2 separate regions of the Homo sapiens genome follow, and region 2 is linked to region 1. Evidence: read pairs that join two places in POLR2A ChIA-PET (ENCODE). Cell type or tissue: OCI-LY7. All regions are shown on one strand. Links, peaks and the distances in the headings refer to the core of each region. The heading gives the core; the rest is flanking DNA.

Region 1 (4,397 bases), core at 259-4,258:
GTATAATTACTTCTTTGCTTATCCTACAATATACATATAATAGTTCAAAAATAACAATACCAATATTATTACTAGCGATGTGGCTACTAAAGGAAGTTTATGATTTCTTTGCAGTTCTTTTTGTCCTTAGAATAGATCCACTGGGAATGTACAGTGAAACTGTCGAAGGTCAGTTGGGGTCATTTTTCCTCTGTGTGCGTATGTTACTAACTTGAGACGTAATTAGGTCCATTTGTTGTCATTTTTTTCTACTTACATATTGTTTTTTAAATGTAATTTGTAAAAAGTATTTACATATCTCAGTCAAAACTATATGACAATATACATTCAGAAATACCACATTTAATACAATATAATTGTAAAAATGGAGAATTAAAGAGAAATAATTAAGCATTTTCCTGACTTTTCAGTATGAGCTGGATTTCAGATAACCATAATTGAAACAGTTAGAAAGTCACGGAGTCTTTCTCTGTTGCCCAGGCTGGAGTGCAATGGTGCGATCTCAGCTCACTGCAACCTCTGCCTCCTGGGTTCAAGTGATTCTCCTGTCTCAGCCTTCCTAGTAGCTGAGATTACAGGCTCACACTGCCATGCCCGGGGGCTAATTTTTTTTTGTATTTTATTAGAGACACGGTTTTACCGTGTTGCCCAGGCTGCTCTTGAACTCCTGAGCTCAGGCAATCCACCCACCTCAGTCTCCCAACGTGTTAGGATTACAGGTGTGAGCCACCACGCCTGGCCACCATGCTGCAATTTCTAATGATGAATGTATTCACTGTAATGTGATAACTAAAGGAGTAGTCGATTTAGACAATGATCGTCAAAGTTTAGTAAACCCATTAAGTGAAAGATTGACACGGAATATACATTCAGAAATACTACACTCCCTTTCTAACATTGCTTCCTCCACTCTATTCTAGCCTCTCCCATCAATAACCATTTTTATTAATTTTAGTTTTTTCTTCCATTTCATTTCTCTGAAAATATAAACAAATATGAATCTATGTGTTACTATTACACCTTCCTTCTCATACAAAAGCTAGCACACCATATACACTGTTCTGTATTAGGCATTCTTCACCTGACGCTTTGTCCTGGAAAGCCCATGTCAGTATATAAAGATCTCCTCTTTGCGTTACATCACCATGTATTAGTATACTAGAGCTTTTCCAAACAGTCCCAAATTTGGGTTGTTTCTAGTCATTTGCTATTAAAAGCAATGCCAAATCTATTAACCTGGTGCATACAGTATTACATATTTTTGCAATGTAACTTTGGGATAGATTTCTAGGAGGGAGAAAGCTGGGTTAAAGAGTAAATGCATATGCAATTTTGCTAGATATCACCACATTCCTCTTTATAGGGGTCAGAGTATTTTATCATCAACAATATACAAGATTGTTTCCCTCACAGTCTTGTCAACAGAGTATATTGTCAAACTTTTGGATTTGTGCCCATTTGTTGGGTGAGAATTGTTATATAGTTTTTCATTTGCACTTGTCTTATTATGGGTGAAATTGGCCATCTTTTTGTATGCTTACAGGCTGTTGATTACTTTATCTGTGAACTCTATTGCTACTGTTTTCCTATTTCTAATTGTGTTGGATTTTTTCATCTTAATTTTTAAAACATGTATATGTGGGCTGGGTGCAGTGACTCAAACCTGTAATTCCAGCATTTTGGGAGGCCAAGGCAGGAGGAATGCTTGAGCCCAGGAGTTTGAGACCACCTGGGTAACATGGTGAAATCCTGTCTCTACAAAAAAAAAATAGAAAAAATTAGCCAGGCGTGGTGGTGCACACCTGTAGTCCCAGCTACTTAGGAGGCTGAGGTGAGAGGATCAACTGAGCCCAGGGAGGCTGAGGCTGCAGTGAGCTGTGATCAATGCCACTGCACTCCAGCCTGGGTGACAGAGAGACCCTGTCTGAAACCAAACAAAACATGTATATGTGCAGAATATTAGCTTGACTAAAAGCCTTTAAGAGAAGATATATCTAACATTCAAGTTGCTTGAACGTTTACTGTGACAGATTCCCTTCTACTGCCACAACCAGTTGATACAGTCTGCCATACTTGTTGGAACTTCTCTCTCTATCCTTTCTGTCTCTTACCTTGAGTTCATATTTATCTTATCTTTATCTCTCTGTGCTCATTCTGGGTAATTTTTTCAGGTTCATCTCCCAGTTCATTAATTCTCTCTCCAGTAGTTTTTAATCTGGGTTTTAACATTTTCATTGAGTTTTCACTTTCAATAACTATATGTAAGCACTTTGATGTTGTTCGTTTTCAAATCTGCCTATTCTTTTATATATAATACTGTATATTGTGATTTTTTATGTTCTTGCTTAATTTTTAAATTTCTTTAATCATCTTAGTTGTGCTTACTTTATAGCCATTTTAGATCTTTTGTTTCTAATCTTTCTCTTCATTTTAGCTACTGATTCTCTCATGGTAAATTGTTTTCAGTGTTTTTAAAATTTTTGAATTATAAACTGACTTTCACCCAACCGTGAAAATGTGAGAATTCTGTGTAGTCTGTATTGAGAAATTTTCTCTCCAGAGAAGAAGCTTTGCATGTGCCACTTCCAAGCACTCCAGGGGTATCACCAGCCAGAAACCCATTTTTGTGTTAATTTCTCAGCATCAAAATTTCTCAAACCAAGTGGGTAGTACATATTTGAATCTCCATTGCCCATAAGGGCATGTTTATGGGTAAAAATTTTCGGAGGAGATTTTCATTTCCCTCTTGAGCTCAGGTTCACACACAAGCTTCCTTATGATCTTCCTGAGCTAATGAGTATTATTTTTTTCTAATCAATAACCGACATTTCAGGCCTTCCAGGATCCTGGGTGGTAGTATCAGTTTCAATGCCCTGCTTCACAGGGTTGTAAAAACTTGTCTGTAATTCCTGTTTGGCCAATGCCCTAGTTTACTGGGATTGGTGCCCTCACTCAGGACTGCCACAAATGTGTGCATGCTCTTCCCACTGTCCTTCTGTTGCATCTTCCTTCAGGGCCTCTGGAAAATCTCCTTCCTTCCTTACAGTCTCAGGCGGTGCTCCTCATAATGCCTACTTTAGTCAGCAATAAACAAAACACATGTTGTTGAGCTTCTCAACTTATGCTGCCTCTGACTCAAATTATCTTTAATTAAATTAATTAATTAATTAGTTTTCTGAGACAGGGTCTCGCTCTGTCACTCAGGCTGCAGTGCAGTGGCACAATCATGCAGCCTTGACCTCCTGGGCTCAAGAGATCCTCCCACCTCAGCCTCCTGAGTAGCTGGGACTACAGGCGTGCACTACCACACCCAACTAACTTTTGTATTTTTAGTAGAGATGGGGTTTTGCCATGTTGCCCAGGCTGGTCTTGAACTCCAGGGCTCAAGCGATGCACCCACCTTGGCCTCCCAAAGTGCTGGGATTACAGGCGTGAGCCACTGCCCCTGGTCTTCAAAGTATCTTTATGATGAAATAGAAAAACATCCAACACCTTTTCTGGATCAGCATCCAGAAAGACACTCAAAGTCTGAAACCCCTTTTCCGGTAGCAAAATGCATCAAAAATTGGAAGGATGTATGGGGTGTCAAGCTGAAGGGGATTGGGATGGCTCTGCACCTGCCCTGCAGAGAGCCGCACAAATTATTAGCTGTGGATTTTAAAAGCTCTATAAAGCAGCTCCTTATTGACAAGAATATTATTTTCTATTAGAGTCTACATCTTCACCCTCTACTTGAAAGTCCTTTTTATGTTCCTGAAAAAGCGCTGGACTGAGTTCGTCTGCCCACTGCCTGGTTGTGTGCTGTTGGCTACTCAATGCTCACCTCTGAAATAGACAGACTACACGTTAGCCGACCTTCAGGGATGCACTCATGGCTTTGAACGCTAAAATTAAATGTAAACTGACCTGTACATTTATTGCTTGAGGTTAGTATGATCTTGATTCAAAAACCAGTTACAGACAACACAAGAAAGTAAATCACAGTTCCATTTCATTTTCAAAAATAAAATATTGGCTAACAGAATCCACGGTGGATATAAAAAGTAATAATATATGATGTTCACGTAGGAGTTATTTCAGAAATGCATGGCTAGTTCAGTATCAGAAATATCAGTGTAATCCACCAGACAAAAATAATATCAGTAAATGCAGTCAAAAGTATTTTACCAATTGACTCACGAATTATGATTTAAAATTCTCAAAAAAAAAAAAAAAAAAAAACCCCTTCCAACAAGCCTAGCAATTGAAAGGCTCTTCCAAAAATTGAGAAACAGTATCTATTACAACAGAAGCCTACAGTCACATCCTACTAAATGGAAGAAATGTGATCGATTCTCATTAGGATTTGGAATAAGAAAAGGAGGCCGACTCCCACCTCCCACTGCTTTAACTAACAC
Region 2 (4,397 bases), core at 171-4,170, 220 kb after region 1:
CCTCCCAGGTTCAAGCGATTCTCTTACCTCAGCCTCCCGAGTAGCTGGGATTACAGGCATGCACCACTACGGCCAGCTAATTTCTATATTTTCAGTAAAGACTGGGTTTCACCAAGTTGGCCAGGCTGGTCTAGAACTCCTGACCTCAAGTGATCTGCCCTATTTGGCCTCCCAAAGTGCTGGGATTACAGGTGTCAGCAACTGTGCCCAGCCCTCTCCTTTAATTCTTATGAAACCTTTGTAAGGTGGACGTTGTCAACCCTATTTTACAGATGAGGAAACAAAGGGCCAAGAATTGAAATGACCTCTTCAAGATCACAGAGCTAATCACTGTATAGCAGGGTGTCCACCCCAGCTGAGGGTGAAAATTACGTCTGTTCCATCACGGCACCCTCTCGAAGGAGGTGATGAAGAAACTCGTTCTGTGCTATTCCTAATAGCAGTCACTTCGGGCACTGCTTCATCAGCAGCTCCTACGGCCATCTTGGTGTCCATGTCCACTCCGTGTCTCAGCACTCTGTAGCTGTCATCAGTTTGATGCATCTCCCCTTCCCTAGGAGAACCGACAGGGCTGTCTCACCTGTAACACAGGTGAGGGGTTAGGGAGGAGGTAAGGGGTTAGGGAGCTTGCATGTTGGCCATCCCAGGCACTGCCAAGAGCCAGATCCATTCCTTTAATCCATTGACCCTGGAGTTTGGGAAGAGCTTTCATTCTGAAGCATAGGACTCTGAATTTGCAAAATGTCTTACAGCAGAGACCACCATAAAAATAATTGCACTTTGGTTGCTCTTCTGGATAATCTACAGATTTGTAAGTCTAGAAAATCAGACACTGCCATTGAACCAAATTTGAAATTCTGTAAGGCCTTGGGGTGTGTCCAGGTGCCCTGAGGAAGTGACCAAGGCCATCAGGGTGCTGTTACTGACTTAAGCTTGAGTTTCTTGACATCGGCATCTTTTTCCTGTGGGGAGGACTCCATAGCCAGGCTGGTGCCAGCCAGGACCTGGGTGCCCTTTTCCCTGGCTGCTTGTCTGCTTAGGCTCTTTCCAAGGCTTTAGTTCTGCCCATGTCTGTAAAGAAGGACCATCTTAGGAGAGGGAGAGGGAATGCCAGAGGCCTCCTGGTTCATCATCTCATTACAATACCTCTAACACCTTTGACCTTAGAGTCCTTCTCTTCTTCTAGAGCTACAAATAACACCAGGAAGGTGTGTGGCAGTGGTAGGGCCTCCAGACAGACTTGGTTCCACCAGGCTTTGGAGGGAAGTCATGTACCTCTCAGCCTCATACTCCACATCTGCAAAATGGGAACACGAAGGTCCATGTTGCCAGGGTAAGGAACAAGGCATATTTAGCACTTGTTGCCAAGTAGGTATTCCATAAATGGTTACTATTATTCTTCTATAATAAACTTATTACATAAATCTAACTTTATAGGGCTTATGGGAATTGGAAGGGCTCAGCTCTGATGTTCCCTTCCTCCTTACCTCAGCCAGGAAGAATCCCCCTTTTCCTCCCTCCTGCAGGCCTTGTCTTGCCTGACCATAGAATCTAATACCAACCTTGTAATTGTCATCTGAATACAGACTGCGTCTTATCTACTTAATAGATTGAGGCTCACAGAGGTTAAGGGCTCAAGATCGCAGGCCGGTTAGTGGGGAAGCTGGAGTTCATACACTGACCCGTATTCCTTATCTCAACACCATGAGAACAACAGCATTAAGTGCCAAGTTTCAGAAACTCACATGAAAACTCTTGCTTTTGCTTAGAGGTGGGAATGAGAGGTTCTGAGCTGTCCCATATTGGACATAGGGAACTGGACAGGCCTCCTGGTCTCTAGCACACAGCATATTTTACAGGGAACTTACCAACTTTCCACTTTCCCAACCGGAGGAGGGTTTAGAAACAGCCCCCAGTGATATGGGTGTAGAAACTCCTGAAAGAGTATAGCCATGGAGAGGAAGTGCTCAGAGGTGCTGGGCCAGCAGGAAGTGGGAGCTGTTTCTAGCACAGAGGATGTGGCTCAAGACAAGGTATAAGAAATGAAAGTCAAGAAAGAAGTAGAAGTGGGATACTGAGGTGCCTCAAGCACAAGGAAGTGGCTTTATTGGCCAAGGTGGAAGGACAAAACAGCATTGCAGCGAAGATTTTGGGTGGGTGTGGAAGCCATTTTTCCTCTTATAGTGGCTGCATGAGGGAGGTGTTGGAACCTGGGGATTAGACATCTGGTGTATGGTGATTCTCAGTCAACTCTCACGGGGACTGCATAGAAACCATCTTGAGGAGAAATCGAACTTGTGAAGGCAAAGAAACATTGATTTCAGTGAGGTTTAGTTGACTGAGTTGTGCTTGCATTTTAGTCTTACAGCTCTGCAGGATGTGCTGGTGAGCTGGGAGCTACCCTGGGGAGGCAGCTCTGGTTTTCCTTAGTGTTGAGGGGTCTACCAGCCATTGAGCACAAATGGTGTGCTGGGGCTTACAGAGAGCAAATAATTTCATCCTCACAGTAACTCGTAAACTAGACAAATGCTATCACCCACATTTTACAGAAAGGAGGCAGCTCAGAATCACAGTATTTAATTAACTTGTCCAAAAGTAGAGTTCAGCTGGCAAATTGACGTGAACCCAGGTCTCTCTGATCCAGAATTGAGATTCTTTCTGCTAGGTGGCTTATCCATATACAGGTCTTGTTGGGAAATTTTTCTCCCCTGCCTATGAACGAGAAGCATAATCAGAGGCCACTTTGCGGGGCAAGGGTCCCTTTGAAAATCAGATGAAAGCCACTATGAAAGAGTGCATATGCCCCACAACTTTAGGGGGCTGAGGGCACCTCTGAGGTGCATCCAGAAGTCTCTTAATGTCTATGGAGCCCAGCTCAGGAAACCTTGTGATAAGGAAAAAAGGAACCAGAAGATGTCAGAAAAGAAAGAATTTTTAATGTAAGCAGATTTAAAAACTGCATTGTACGTACAGCCTACACACTCTGAATTTGTTGCCTTGAACATAACAAGCTTACATAAACAGGCTTCCATTACCTTATATGATAAATGTTCTTCTGGTTTGTAATGTGCACGTGAAAATGGACAACTCATTTGAACATTCTACAGGTAGATGTTTTTTCCTACCATAAAAGCCAAAACATCAAATAGCTTAAAACAATATACCTGGAAGTCGACATGATAAAATAGCATCACTTCCTTTTCCTTTACTACTCAGTTATTTTTCCCTGAGGGCAGTCCCTTTGCAGGTGGTATAGGGATGACTTCCATGCTATCACCCAGACTCACTTTACACTACTGCTATAGTCATCTTAAAGAAATTTGCATTTCATTGGAATGTATGTGTTTTCACTAAATTGATTATTTATGTTATACTCCCTTCCAGTGATCCTTAAAAATGTTCATGCACTGAGAATCACCAATGAACAGAGATGGAAGGGAGCTTAGAGATCATCCAACCTGACCTCCTTTACTTTTACAGATGGAGAAACTGAGGAGCTGAGAGGTTAAATCCCAGGCACTCAAGAAGTACCTGTGAAATGTGAGGCCAGATGGAATTTTCCTTCTGCTCCAAAGTCCTGGCAGGGTGGGAATCTTCAGTGGGACAGGGAGCCACAGAGGCTTTGCTAGCAATGAGGGGATGGCCACCGTGAAGGAAGGGTGCCCTGGTCCAGGATGGAGGTAGGACCCACCTGTGCCTCTAAGGATAACCGTCACCAACCCAAACCCGATGGGAGCATCTCTAAGATGAAGTAGAGTCCAAGTGGGGAAGACAGGGGGACAGAAAGGTCCAGAGACTCAGAGAACTTTGGGACAGGGAGAGGATGGTGCAGACCCTCCAGCAAGAGACTCAGGGACCCCCAGCTGTTCCCTGAAGGAGTCCTGGTGTGGGTTGAAAGGTGACTTGAAGGGAAAAGGGAAAAAAATATGTGGTTTAGCCTTAGGCCTCTGTGGATGTTTGGGACCATCTGGGGAAGGGGGTTACTTAGCTGTCAACACGTATGAATAGCCTGCCTGAGCACATTTTGGACCAGGTACTGTGGGAAGTTATAAAGGAGTAGAAGTCAGGGTCTCCACTTTCCAGCTTCTTAGCCACAGAGGTTGATGTGGTTAGGTGCCAAATTTAGCCACTTAACCTTTCGTGCTTTGACTGGCATTTTCAGACATTTACTCCTTTTTAGTTGGATTTAGTTTAGATTAAAACCTGGGTTGTAATCCAGTTTGGCAGCCATCATCTGGGTAGCCTGGGATAGTTGAGTCCTGTGAACTCTTGAGCCTCAGTTCCTTTGCCGGCCAAATGCACATTCTTCCTGTCCCCAAGAAATTAGAAATAACTTGTTTAAAGAGTTAAATTATAAGTCAAATCAGAGGAGCAAAACACCCTGGCTGTCTTCTGAA

What was found. ChIA-PET counts read pairs that join two places held together with the same protein. Peaks named below come from ENCODE experiments on the same cell type or tissue, not always from the same donor. Only the 100,000 strongest peaks of a DNase experiment are listed, where the experiment ranks them.
Region 2: POLR2A ChIA-PET joins it to region 1 with 6 read pairs; 16 of 35 experiments call an interaction of 5 or more read pairs at or near these places.

The regions. Positions count from the first base shown.
Region 1 is chr2:8,686,387-8,690,783 of GRCh38, reverse strand. No RefSeq gene overlaps it. Among named protein-coding and RNA genes, the nearest start is that of ID2, 6.5 kb to the right of the region's middle. In OCI-LY7, for the core only: no CTCF peak of the experiment used is centred there; no DNase peak of the experiment used is centred there.
Region 2 is chr2:8,470,424-8,474,820 of GRCh38, reverse strand. No RefSeq gene overlaps it. Among named protein-coding and RNA genes, the nearest start is that of LINC01814, 110 kb to the left of the region's middle. In OCI-LY7, for the core only: no CTCF peak of the experiment used is centred there; a DNase peak (open chromatin) is centred at 2,040; H3K4me3 peaks cover 1,074 bases; H3K27ac peaks cover 3,053 bases.